Regions from separate parts of the Homo sapiens genome. Here region 2 is linked to region 1. The links are chromatin contacts, found by Hi-C in ENCODE. All regions are on one chromosome and are shown on one strand. The core of a region is the stretch at or near the end of the contact, and the rest is flanking DNA. Distances in the headings are between cores, read along the strand shown.

Region 1 (6,138 bases), core at 920-3,419:
GCAAGGTTTCTTGGTGTCCCCAAGAAATGCTTGGCTCACTAGGGAGCTCGAGTGGCTGTTGGGCCAGGGTGCGGCTGAAGACATGAGGGGAAGGGGCTCCCCACGAGGCAGCTGCAGCCTCACTGCTGAGGTTGCGGTGGCACTGGCCAGGGGAGGAGATGGGCAGCCCCTTACCCTGGCCAGGCCCTCCTCTGGCACCGCGTGCAGGCACAGTGAGGGTGGACCCGGGGCTGGGGCTCTCTAGCTCTGATCACTCAGTCATTCTGCAGTATTTATGGGACACTGCAGGTGTGCTGGGATGATGACAGGCATGGGCACAGGGCAGCATCAGTCTGAATGCTCACACAGAGAATAAAATGAGATTATAGATTAGAGAGGGCAGGCTGGGAGCAGAGGTCTGGCGGATGCATCACAGATGAGAGCTGGAGGACAGCTGGTGAGGGCTGGAGGTGGGACACAGGTGCAAGTGCTCAGTGGGGCATGAGGGTGGAGGGCCTGGGATCCGTGAGGCCAGCACAGCCAACCACAGTGGACTGGGGAGGGGGCCAGGATACCAGGCCCGGATTGCATGGCCAAGCGAGAAGTTTGATTCCATGTCAAGGGCACTGGGAAGCCACCCGAGGATTCCGAGTGGAGCAGTGACATGGTCTCTAGTAAATTTCCTAACACAAACATCCAAAAGAGCTGGACTCTGCTCCTTCTCAGAACCACATACAGAATTCTCCTCTTAGTCCCATTACCCAGGAGGCCCGGCCCTGCATGGCTCCTTCACCTGGCCCTCCTAACTCCTTCACAGCATGCTGTGCCCTAGACACCTGATGCTCACCCATCCAAACAACTCAGTGAGGACAGGACTGTTTTATTACCATTTGACAGTTGGGGAGACTGAGTACAGACAGGCTGGGAGCTTGCCCTAGAAAGGGGAGGAGCTGGGATTCCAACCTTGGGTTCCGGCTCCAGAACATTCCCACTGAGGCGAGGTCCCCTGTGAAGGTGGGGAGGGGTGAAGCCCAGAGGCCCTGGCGGCCTCCCTGCCAGGCAGAGACCATTAGTTCCAGAATCACGGCCCACCAGGTGCATGGTCAGCAGTGGCCCTGCCTACCTGCCTTTGGGCGAGCCCTGGTCTGTGTGAGCTGCTGGGACCAGGCCCCAGGGCAGGATGTGTTCACACTGGGGTGCTGACCAGGCGCCCAGAGTCCTGGGTCCAAGGCCAGCCTCACAGGGTGACATAGGGATGCTTCTGGGTGACACAGTGTCTGTTTCCTCCTCAGTCTGATGGGGGTGGACACCCCCCAACCCCATGCTGGCAGCTGGGAGGGGTGGGCAGCCTCAAAGACCCAAGTGTGGCTCTGAACTGTGGCCCCAGGTGGGCCACGACCCGCCCTGCCCTGCCCAGCCCAGCCCAGCCCCTTTCAAAGCACGACAAAGGTCTCTGACCACTGCCCCATAGCAGGGTTTCTTGGCTCCCACACTACTGACATTTGGGGCGGGGCAGTTCTTTGTTGTGGGGGGCTGTACTCTATCACCCCCTCTGATGGGACAACCAAAACCATGTGCAGACCTTGCCCGATGTCCTCTGTGGGGACCCTGGAGGCGATGCCTCCACCTGCAGCCTGGCTCCTCTCTGGGGCTCTAAGGGTCCACAGCCCACTTTCCCACAGGAGCCTCCTCCAGCCCGTGCTTGAGGAGTTGGTTGTTCATCTGCATGAGCTGTCAGTGACACAGGGACATTGGAGCACGTTCTCCTTGCAAATACTCCAACATTCAGGTGGAGCTGAGGGGCCTTTGGCCATGCCCACAGCTGTGAGGTCCCCTACCCTGCAAGGGGCACAGAGCAGGTGGGAATGACTGTGGTGCTCATGCCAGCTGGGCCCTGCTCCCAGGTCACCCTGGCCAGGCTCTCCTGTGGCACCGCGTGCAGGCGCAGTGAGGGTGGACCCAGGGCTGGGGCTCTCTAGGTCCAGTTGCAGGCGCATCCTCAGTGCAGATCATGGATCAGGGCTGCACCAGCACCTGCTGCTCTGGTGTTTGCTGTCACCGGCCTAGCACAGTGGCCATGCACTCTTGGGTAAGCCTCCTCAGGCACGCGTGTGAGTAACTCACCAGGACTGGGGCCAAATCAGGATGTATGGCCTCGAGAGGTCACTGCCCAGTTTCCTCTAGCAGGGAAAACCCAGAGCCCGGTGGCTGTGTTCCAAGCCCTTCTCCCTACTCCTGCCCTGGGGCCACTGGGTGGCGAGGTGAGGTGCCTCACGCCAGGTTCATTTCCCGGCGCCTACATGCTTGGCATCCAGCGGGGTCCGAACTCCTCCTGCTGAGCAGCTCTCGTCCTCTGCCTGTTCCTCCTTTGTTCTATATTTCCTGTTCCTCAGTGCTGTGCAGGAGTTCCTCATCTTTATGAACACTGACCACCATACCCATTTTGGACATTTTTTGGGTTTACTCTTGTTTCCCACCGTGGACCTGACTGATCCAGTGTTACTGGGAGATTAAATACAATTGTCCTCAAGTCCTTACAACAATGCCTGGCATGGAGCAGGTGCTCAAGAAGCACATGGATGGCTGTTTGATAAATGCACGCACAGGGTGCTGTGAGCTCCCGCAGGCTGTGCTACAGTTCCGTGTACTGCATGGAAAGCACCGCGAGGCTGCACCTCGCCCTGGGCAGGAACTCACCCAACAGGCTCCTTCCTGGTCAAGGTCAGGTTGCGGTTGGGTCTGGCCTGGTTGATGGGGATGGTGGAGCCCTGGAAGAGGAACAGGGGCAGTCACCCAGGGGCCCAGGGTCCACACCCCTTCCCCTCTAGGCAGCAAGTCTCCACCAGGGTCTCCAGGAGGAAGTCAAAGCGACCAGCTTAGGTGTGACCTGAGGCTTGAGAGACAGGCAGGGGGGCAGCCAGAGGGGCAAGGTGTTTGCTCCACTCTGAGCCTGGCAGGCAGAGCCCTTGGGTGGAAGCTGGTCCTGGTACCAGCAAAGCCTCTAGCTTTGACATTCGAGCAAGAAAGGGTGAGGGTGGGGGCAGGGCCGGGTGTCCCCCTCCCCACAGCTCTAAGCAGTTGAGCACATGTAGAAGGCCCAGGCCTTGGGGGGTCCAGCTGCAGCCAGAAGCTACACAGCTGCGGAGTAGGGGCGGGCACCAGGCAGCCCACCTCCCTTGTCGCTGTCATGCCCTGGTGGAGAGGAGGAACCATGGAGCCCAGATCTGATCTGGCAGAGACGCCATGAGTCCTGCAGAGGTGGACCTCCCCAGGGAGCCTCTACAAATGGCCCCCAAGTTCCACAACTGATGGCGGGAGCCTGAAGATATGGTGACACTCCCTCCTATGAGGTGTTGACTGTCCCTGTTGACCCTAAGGTGGGGACATAGTGCCCATGAGCCCAGAATAACTGCAGGAGCCCCCAGAAAAGCAGGCAGAAGACAGTGTCACAGGGATCCCAAGCCCGAGAGTGACCTGCTGCCGCTGGGAGATACAGTGCCCTGAGCAGGGACCTGCAGCCAGGAAGGACCTGCGGCCTCAGCCCTGCATCCACACGGAACTGAACTCTGTCAACACCCGAACTCGTCTGGATGCAGGTTCTGTCCCAGAGTCTCCAGATAAGGCCCAGTCCAGCCAGCGCCTTAGCTTTGGCCTTGTGAGACCTTGGCATGGAACCCAGCCCAGCCTGCCTGGAATTCCCACCTGCAGGACCACAAGCTAATAAACAGGTGTCATTCCAAGCCACCAGTTGTGGTCATTTGCTGCGCAGCATGCAGATGACTGTGCTGCCCTTGGAGTTCTCCTATATGGCTGGGCCAGTCTGCATGTGCTCACACTGGGTGGGAGCCTGGGCCCCACCTGGATCTTGTCACACCAGCCAGCAAAGTAGCGGAAGGTCTGGATGGACATGCCCACGTGGGTCTTCAGGGCCAGCGTGTAGACGGCACCCGCATCCAGGGCCTCAATGGTGGCCAGCTCCTCCTGGTGCTGCTCCATGAGATCTGCCAACCTGACCAGGGTGAGGGGAAGCGGGAGGTGGGCTCAGGCCTGGCACGGCCTCATCTGCCCTCACAAGGCCCTTCTTCAAGGAGCTGGGGTCCTGCCCTCTACCCCAGTTCTGCCACTCTCAGATGTGCGGACCTCCGTTTCTGATCCATGCAATGGGCCAGCACCGTTTACTCCACCGGATAGCTGTGAGGATGACACCCTCTGTCCCTCTCTCCTTTCCTCGATCTTCCCTCGCTTCCTTCCTGAAGTATTTGTGGATCCACTACTTTATCCTATTCCTCCGAAATTATCCTGCAGAGGCATTCACCCACTTGCTGCAGACAGCAAAGGGGTCATGGCCCAAGAGGCTGCCCTTCCTGTCTTCGGAAAGCTTGAACCAGGAGAAAGTCCATCTGTCTTTCCAGCACCAATAAACCAACTGTTCAGTCCAGGATGGTGGGGGCATGCTCCTGAGCCTGGCATCTCCAGAGATGGAGAGGTGGCCCCATCCCCATCACAGAAGGGCTGACTAGGGAGCAACGTGGGGGCTGACGCGTTTACACAGACTGGCTTCAGCCTGAGCATGCCGAGGTCGGGTTGCCCTCCCTTGATTCTGACGGATGTGCAGCTGTGGGCAGCCTGGGAGTTATGAGGGTGCCCCTCTCATCCCCTAGGGGGAGGGTGGACAGGGAAAGTGGAGACCACAGGCCCAGAGCAAACTCAGCCTTGGAGACAGGGCAGCTCGGGCCCAGAGGCAAGTGTGGGACCAAAGCCTGCCAGCCGTTTCCCACACTGCTCCCCTCTGCACCCAGGCACCATGAAGCCCACACGCACCCCAGGCCTGCTCCGGTCCTCACCTGCCTACACCCACCAGGACCCGTGACAGCTGTCCACGCCACTCAGGATGCATCTGCAACTCTGTGCCTGGCCAAGCAGCTCCTGGCCATTTCCATTTCATTCTGGGGCCACAAGACCCCAGCTCCTCTGCCTCCCTCCTCCTCCTCACATCGGCCTCTTCCAGGTGCTCAGGTCAGTCAGGCCTCCTGCCTTGGCTTTTAGGGGCTGTGTTGCATGTCTGGGCCCCCTTTCCACACTCCTGTTTCTCCTCTTAGCCTTCTGTACTTGTTTCAGACACGGACTCAATGGGAAGCCGACCCAAATCCCCAACCATGTTCTGACTGATCAGAGCTCCCTGTCACATCCTCTGATAGCCTCCTCTGCCTTTCTTCACTCCCCCACCACTACAGTTTGTAACAGACATTCAGGTAGATGATAATTTCATCACGATTTGCCTGCCCACTGGAATCCAGGCTGCAGGAGGCAGGGCGCTGTCTGGTTCCCTGCTCTCTGCAGCGCCCAGCTCCAGCACAGCACTGGGAAGCACTCAGCTCAGGTTTGCTGCATAAAACCAACTGAGCGAGGCCACCCTGGGCAAGGAGAGCCCATGCGTAAATCGGTTCCTGAGAAAAACCGATTTTGTACAGCAAATAGTGAAAACATCACCTAGCGGCCGATAGAGGACTAGGCTCCCCAGCTGCGAAGACAGGAGCTGCCTCTTTGTTATATAAATGAGACCCATTTGCTCCAAAGCCTGCTGGCACCAAACTCAAATTTTCCCACTCCCAGTTAGGCTTAAAGTAGCCCAAACAGGTACGTTTTTAGCCACTTAGGGCCCGCTGCTTTGCATACCCAGAGGAACCTCAACCAGCAGTTGTTGCCCATTGATAAAACAGGGCCTTGGGGTGATAAGGTGAAAGCTGCTACTGCCCTTGGCAGCCCTCAGACCCAGAGGCTCCCACTGCATCACTGTGTGTTGTCACCTGGACATGGAAGCCCACACGGCAGCCTTGGGACAGTCTCACTGCTCGTCTCCTGCAACCCTACCCAACCTGCAGCCCACTAAAGCTTGTGGTGTGCCATGCCTCCCCTGCTCACATCCTTCTCCTTCATCAGCCCCAATCCTTTGAATCCCCCACATTTCTAGATAATTCCACCTGTGTGTGACATGGCTGTGTCATCAATCCAGTTCCCAGGACACACTTTCTAAAGTATCCATCACCCGAGTGCACTATTCGGGAAGCTCTGAGAGGCTGCCTTGCAGGACTATTCTATTGTTAATTCAGTTAGGCTGCTGAATTCACACCCTGGCACCCATGCTCCCCAGAGCCCAGT
Region 2 (6,392 bases), core at 3,007-5,506, 390 kb after region 1:
CTTAAGCATCCCACACTCAATCCTTCTTATGACAGGTGCTGTTGCAGGCCCTGGGAACAGAGTGCACAAGACAGAAGTTGTGCAGCCTGGACGCCAGCGGCCAGCACCTTCGGCTGTCTTCTCAAGGGTGTCTTCTGGTGACCCTGAGTGTCTTCTTCCCACTCAGAGGGCAGCTGGAAGGGATGGAGAATTAGCAGCCCCTCCCCACCTGCCCAGGGAACAGCCCCTAAGCACCCAGGTCCCTTGCCCCTCAGGGTGGGGAGATTGTACCTCGGTCAGTTGCTTCCCCTGCCCAGCTCACTATGCACTCCCCAACAGACAGACCCTTAACAAACTGCACCAAGACCTGGTCTCAGGGCCCACTGCACAGGACGCCCCACGTCTCATGGCTCAAGAGCAGCCAGAAATCCAGCAGGTTTTCTGAAATCTCCTGAGTTTTAAACATCAGCAACCAATTTGTGAAAAGGTGAACATTGTGCAGAAGTCGTGTGGATGGCGTCCATGTCACATCCCCACTGGGCTACTGCAGTGTGGTTCTGCAAGATCTTAGCACTGGGGGAAAGTGGGTAAAGGGGACATGGGATCTTTCTTCCTTACAACTGCACACAAATCTAGTGACCCCAGAATAGTTTAATTAAAAGCAAACAAACATTGCCTAACTATTTAAAAGCACAAAGATCTTGGCTGGACGCGGTGGCTCATGCCTGTAATCCCAGCATTTTGGGAGGCTGAGGCGGGAGGATAACCTGAGGTCAGGAGTGCAAGACCAGCTTGGGCAATATGGCAAAACCCCGTCTCTACTAAAAAGACAAAATTAGCCGGGCATGGTGGTGGGCACCTGTAATCTGGCTACTCGAGAGGCTGAGGCAGGAGAATTCCTTGTACCCAGGAGGCGGAGGTTGCAGTGAGCCGAGACTGTGCCACTTCACTCCAGTCTAGGCAAAAGATCAAAAAAAAAAAAAAAAAAAAAAAGAGAGAGAGAATGAAGATCTCACAGAAGTTAAATATGGCAGACTGCTAGTTTCAAACAACCCTGGCTACATCACTCTCTAGCTGTGTCCTTGGGTAAGTTACTGAGCCTCTCATTGCCTCAGTTTCCTCATCTGTAAAATGAAAGTCTATTATATACCTCATAGGATGCATCTGAGGATCACATGAGATAACACACATGAAGGGCTTAGAATAGTGCCTTGCACAGAATACGTGCCAGACAAGATGAAGTATTATTTTTCTAACGGTTTCCTCCATGAAAAAAAAAAAAGCATCATCTCTCACAGAGACAGCTCTGGCTCCTCTCCTGGCCTCCACCTCCTCCCTGCCTCCCACAGAGCAGCAGAGGTGCCATCTGTGATTCAACTGTTCTTCAGGGACGGCTTCCCTCTGTGCTTAGAAAAACCCACCCATGGGATCTGGACTCCCTGTCTGCCTCTCTGACTTCACCCATTCACTCTCGCCCACTCCAGAACCTCCCTGCTATTCCTGGGACAGGCGGTGGTGGTTCTAAAACATGCCCGCAAATTCCTGGGCACTGCTGGTGGGTGTGGCCCCACTCCTGAGTCTGGTCCAGCCTCAGCGATCTTTGGGTAACCAACAAAAGGCAGCCCCAGGCCAGGTCAGAAAATGGCCACACAGCCAGGCTCTGTGGGAGCAGCACACCGGGCCCCAGGCTGGAGGGTGCCCCGAGGATGTCTGGAGGCCAGAGGGTGGCCCAAGGAGACCCCCAGAATGGAGGCTGCCCCCAGGAGGACCCCAGGCCAGAGGGTGCCCCGAGGGCTGGAGGGTGCCCCAGGAGGCCCCCAGAATGAAGGGTGCCCTGAGGGGATCCTTGGATCGCTGCCCAGCAGAGCTTCCAGACGGACACCACCTGCCAGTGTGAGCCAGTGGGACACTGGGCCTGGGTGAGCCTCCCAGTGATGCAGTGCCAGCTGCCTTCTGACTGTGGCAGCCTGAGACTCCCATGAGCACTCAGCCAAGCCCATGCCCCAATTCCCAATACACAAAATTGTGAGCAAAATTTAAATGGTTGTCTTAAGCGGCCAAATTTTAGGGCAGTTTGTTACCTAGCAACAGCAACTGGAACATCACCTCAGGGCCTTTGCAATGGTACCTGCTGGCTTCTGCTCCCTGGAGTCACATCTCTGCTCCAATGCCACCTCCCCCAGGCCTGCCCCGGCACCCTCCTTGCACCGGACACACTTTTCATCCTGGTACCCGCTGTGTTTTCTTCACAGCAGCATTCACCGCTCTATCTCTCTATCCTGATTTTCCGTGCTTCCAATCTGTAATGGAAATGCTGTGAGGGCAGACACTGCATGGGTCTCACCCTCTCCACCCAGGCCTCAGCACGGAGTGGGTGTTCTGTATCTGTCGAATGAATGAATGAATGCGAGTCCCTGGGAGAGGGCGTCTTCGCAGGGAAGCTCCCTAGGCCCCGGGCGTCTAGCCAGGCATCTGCACCCTCCCACCCCAAGACCCAAGACCATCTCTTCCTTTCTCCAGGGACCCCATTTCCAGGGACATCTCCGGATGAAGGGCTGAGATGTTATTCCCAACTTTGGCCACCAGGTGGCAGCATATAAGGGCAAAGCGCGCTGAGGATTCCAGGCTGGCAGTGAGGCCAGGGAATGCCGGTCTGGGGAAATTTGGAAGGCACCTTTGGATGCGAGTTAGGTCCGGCAGGGAATGCAGATGACCTGGAATCCCTGGGTCCTGGGCCAGTCTGGGGGTGGGCTAGAGGTTCCCCAAGGCCAGAAAAGTCATGATAAGAAGCTTCTAGCTTACTGTGAGTCTGGACTCCCACCCCTGTCCTTTGAGAACATCATCACCATTTAAAGCTGTATCTCAAAACCAGCAGAACTATTATTTGCTTAATATTCTTCCTTAAATAGATCTTCCACAACTTAAATAAATATAGTAGGGAGAAATTTTTATTTCACCACTTTAACAGAAACCAGCCACTTGCCAGAAACAGGCAGTAACCATAAACAAATTAATTACTAATATCAAATACTTACCTGGCACTCACTGAGTGCCAGACACTGTTGCAAACATTTCCTGTATCTCATTTAATCTTCACAGCACTGAGGTTTAGGATTATCCCCCCGTACAGGAAAATGGGAAACAGAGAGGTGCAGTTAATTTCCTAATCTCCCACAGCAGTAAGCGGCACCAGGTGGGTTTGGAGTCACCACATTTTTCAAGAACAGTTTAACAACTGGAGCTTCGAGTGTGGAATAATAGACACTGGAGACTTGGAAGGGTAGGAGAGTGAGCGAGGTGGGAGGGATGAGGAATTACTTAATGGGTACAATGGACATTATTTAGGTGATGGTTACACGGAAAGCCCAGACCTCACCACTGCATATCTCCATGTAACAAACCTGCACTTGTGTCCCTTACATTTATACAAAAAACTCCAAAAAAAACCTACAGTGTAATGTAGTACCCTATCCCATGCACTCACACTGCTAAATGTTGTTTCCAACGCACTCATCCGCGCACCCAGTGCCAGCTGCACCCTCCCGTTCCCTGCTAGCCTGACTTCTGGGCAGCAAGACCCTGCGGTTAGACGTGGGCTCCTGCCCACAGGGCTAGCTGGATGTGTGTGTCTTTCAAAGGCTGGACTTTACTCTCACCTCGCCCCCTCCACCCCCCAACACACACACACACACACACACACACACACACACACACAGTCCCTGGCAAGTCCTCAGAGCTCACGTGGTGCCCAGAGAAGTTGTGGGTGACACGATGAGGCACAAGCTCCATTCCCCGGGGGATGTAAGCTGAGACCCTACCTCTCTGTGCAAAGGCTAGTGCCACCTGCATGAGCTAGATTCAGGCAGGACCTGGAGACCCTGGAGGAAAGCAAGGCTGCAGGGTAGCCTTGGGTCGGGGAGGGAGGGACACTCTTAGGCCTCTTACTGAGGGCGGGGGTCCCGGAGAGCCATGGACAGGGCAACGCTCTACTAGGCTCCTTGGTTCATCCCAGATCAGCCCTTGGGCCCCTGGCATCTAAGGCAGCAAAAAGGCAAGGGGACACCGCCCGGGGTGGGGCACGCCACCGCGACAATGCCTCTTGGCCTTGGGTGGATAATGGCACCCCTGGGCAAACCCTAGGGGCGGGGCCCAGAGGCGAGGGGCTTCCCCAATCAGTCTCCGCCCTAGCGCCCTGGACTTCGGCCCCATTCCATTGGGTGAGGGTGGGGGCACGAAAAGAGGAGCGGGCTTGCGGCCCCACCGTGTCCCGCCTCCTCAGTCCCCAGCGACTCGCAGGGGCTGGTGGGGCTGGGGTCCAGCTGCCGTGCTCCCCTGCCCTGCGCCGCGCCGCGCGTCTTGGTAGGCGCTGCGCTGCCGGGGCCGGGTCCTGGGCCAGTGCAACTCCGCCCCCAGCCGTATCCAGCGGACTGTCCTCCGCCGCGCGCCCGGCACAGCATGGGGAGGCGCTGCTGCCGGCGGCGCGTGCTGGCGGCCGCCTGTCTGGGCGCCGCGCTCCTGCTCCTATGCGCCGCGCCCCGCTCCCTGCGCCCGGGTGAGTGCCCGCCGGCCGAGCCGCGCACCCCCAACCAAACCTGGCTCCTCGCGCTTTCCACCGCGGCCTGACCCCTCGACAGCGCGGGGGACACCTGTTGTCTCCTTCCTGGCTGGGGCTAGGGGTGGCGGGCAGGGGCGCTGGTGAGGCACAGAAAGGCTCTAGACGCCCCCGCGAGCAAAGGCTCTTGCTCCTCCTCCGGAGTTACCTCCCCACTCCCAGAGCGGTGACTGTTTTGAGTCCCACAGCCGGTGCCTGGAGACCGGGGTCAGTTGTGGGGGGTAGAGGACAATTGGCCAATCCGGGAAGGCCATCTCCCTTACCTTCACCCCCTTCCCCTGCGCACCCCACGGCCCCTGGACATGAGCGCTGCTGGGCGCATGCGCATAGGAGGGGAAGCTTGGGCCACTCGGTCCGGTCCCTTGGTTGTCCTACTGTGCAGTGGGTGCCACTCCCTGCTCCACCCTGAAATCCACACTGGGTAGGGCTTGGGACTCCTGTGCACCCACTCGTGGTCTGGCTGGGGAAACTGAGGCAGTTAGTCATGACTCCGCAGAGCTGAGTGCCCTGGGCTCCACCGGTGCTGAGTCTTTGCTCTGAGTCTCTCCTCAGCTCATGTGAAGCCTCCCATCAACCCATTTCACACAATCTGAAGCGGGCCAGAGAGTGGGGAGACAGGTGTGGTGGCAACGTGCTGGCTATACAATCTACTTGGGACTGGAGGGGCCCAGCCAGCGCCCGGGTCTCCTGACCTCAGGGCTGTTTGCCTTTCCTTGTATGTGGTATGCGTGCTGGGTGGGACGACTCAGTCCGCCTCCCCACCCCCAGTGTGGGCTCTGAGAATCCTGGGCCCCACCCTTGGAACCTGGCAGACACAGTCCCAGGGAGTAAGTAACTAGGTCCAGGGTGGGCGGGGATGTTGGGCAGTGGGGGTGGGAGTGGCCCAAGACTTGAGGATATCAGGGCCTGGGGAGGCCTCTGCCCACTCCCCCTGACCCTCACACTGCCCCTTGCCCCTTGTGTGTCCAGACACAGCAGGTCAGACCTGGATGCCTCCCCAAGCCCATGGGATAGGGCTGGGGTGTCTCTTTCCAGCACCCCCACAACCCCTTCTGTGAGCTGTCTGGTGGTGTTGAGCAGACAATCTCCTGGCAGTCTGGGGTGTGGACTCAGTGTCTGTGGCTGCCACAGCCTCTGTCCACCGAGTCATTCAGTAGACAGATGTTTACCCAGTACTAAGACAGGGCAGAACTTGGTGGCTACTGGCCCCTCAGGGCTCAGCGTGGGATGTTAGAGGACACCTGAGTGCCTGGGTCCCGGGGAGTGTCTGCAAAGGAGCATACATCTTTGAGTGACTGCATGGAGTGTCTGCGTCCCCATGTCTCCGTGGGACACCTCTCTCCTGTCACCTACTCTACCCAGGTTTGAGGGATGAGAAACAAACCAAGGTACTAGTCACCTTCTGGGCTTTGTTCCTTCTGACCTCCCTCCCTCTCCTGCAGAGCCTGGGAAGAGACAGCAGGTGTTAGGAGGACGGCTCCGAACCTCCCTTCCCAGCCTCTGCGCAGGCTGGGCTCTCCACCTGGCCTGTCCTGCTCTTGGCCATGACCTCACCCAGCATCTCAGCATCTCTCTCTGTTTCTGTCAAGCGCTCTTGTACCTCTCCCATGGCCTGTCTCCAGCCATCACAGCTTTGTGAGTGACCTTGGGCGAGCAAGAGTTAATCAGACCAACCTATCCAGCCTCTCACACTGGCTTTTCTCTCTCCCAAGCCCTGAGCTGAAGCTTTGGCTGAGACTATGCTTGTGGGCCTGCAGGTGGCACACAGGGAGGGCACTCAGCTGGGAAAGGCCTTTTCCTG

Evidence for each region. A loop is a pair of places that touch in the nucleus more often than their neighbours do. Pooled maps may share reads with other maps.
Region 2: a loop to region 1 is called in a map of IMR-90, with 7 times the contacts of the local background. The contact joins the promoter of CHST13 here to the enhancer-like site in region 1. A Hi-C loop is called at or near these places in 2 of 168 maps with a recorded cell type or tissue (HCT116 and IMR-90) and 11 of 50 pooled maps.

What each region holds. Positions count from the first base shown.
Region 1 is chr3:126,127,547-126,133,684 of GRCh38, forward strand. ALDH1L1 (aldehyde dehydrogenase 1 family member L1) reads right to left here. Exons shown (of 23, transcript NM_012190.4): 13 at 3,838-3,988; 14 at 2,677-2,747. Among named protein-coding and RNA genes, the nearest start is that of ALDH1L1-AS1, 46 kb to the left of the region's middle. RefSeq lists enhancers at 1,390-2,160, 4,292-5,109. Within about 2 kb of position 2,170, at least 3 of the 41 ENCODE cell types and tissues checked have a DNase peak (open chromatin) inside an H3K27ac peak, as active enhancers do.
Region 2 is chr3:126,519,899-126,526,290 of GRCh38, forward strand. It overlaps CHST13 (carbohydrate sulfotransferase 13), which reads left to right and starts at 4,257. Exons shown (of 3, transcript NM_152889.3): 1 at 4,257-4,531. The coding sequence starts at 4,435. RefSeq lists a silencer at 615-814 and enhancers at 3,581-4,081, 4,082-4,582, 4,643-5,143, 5,144-5,644.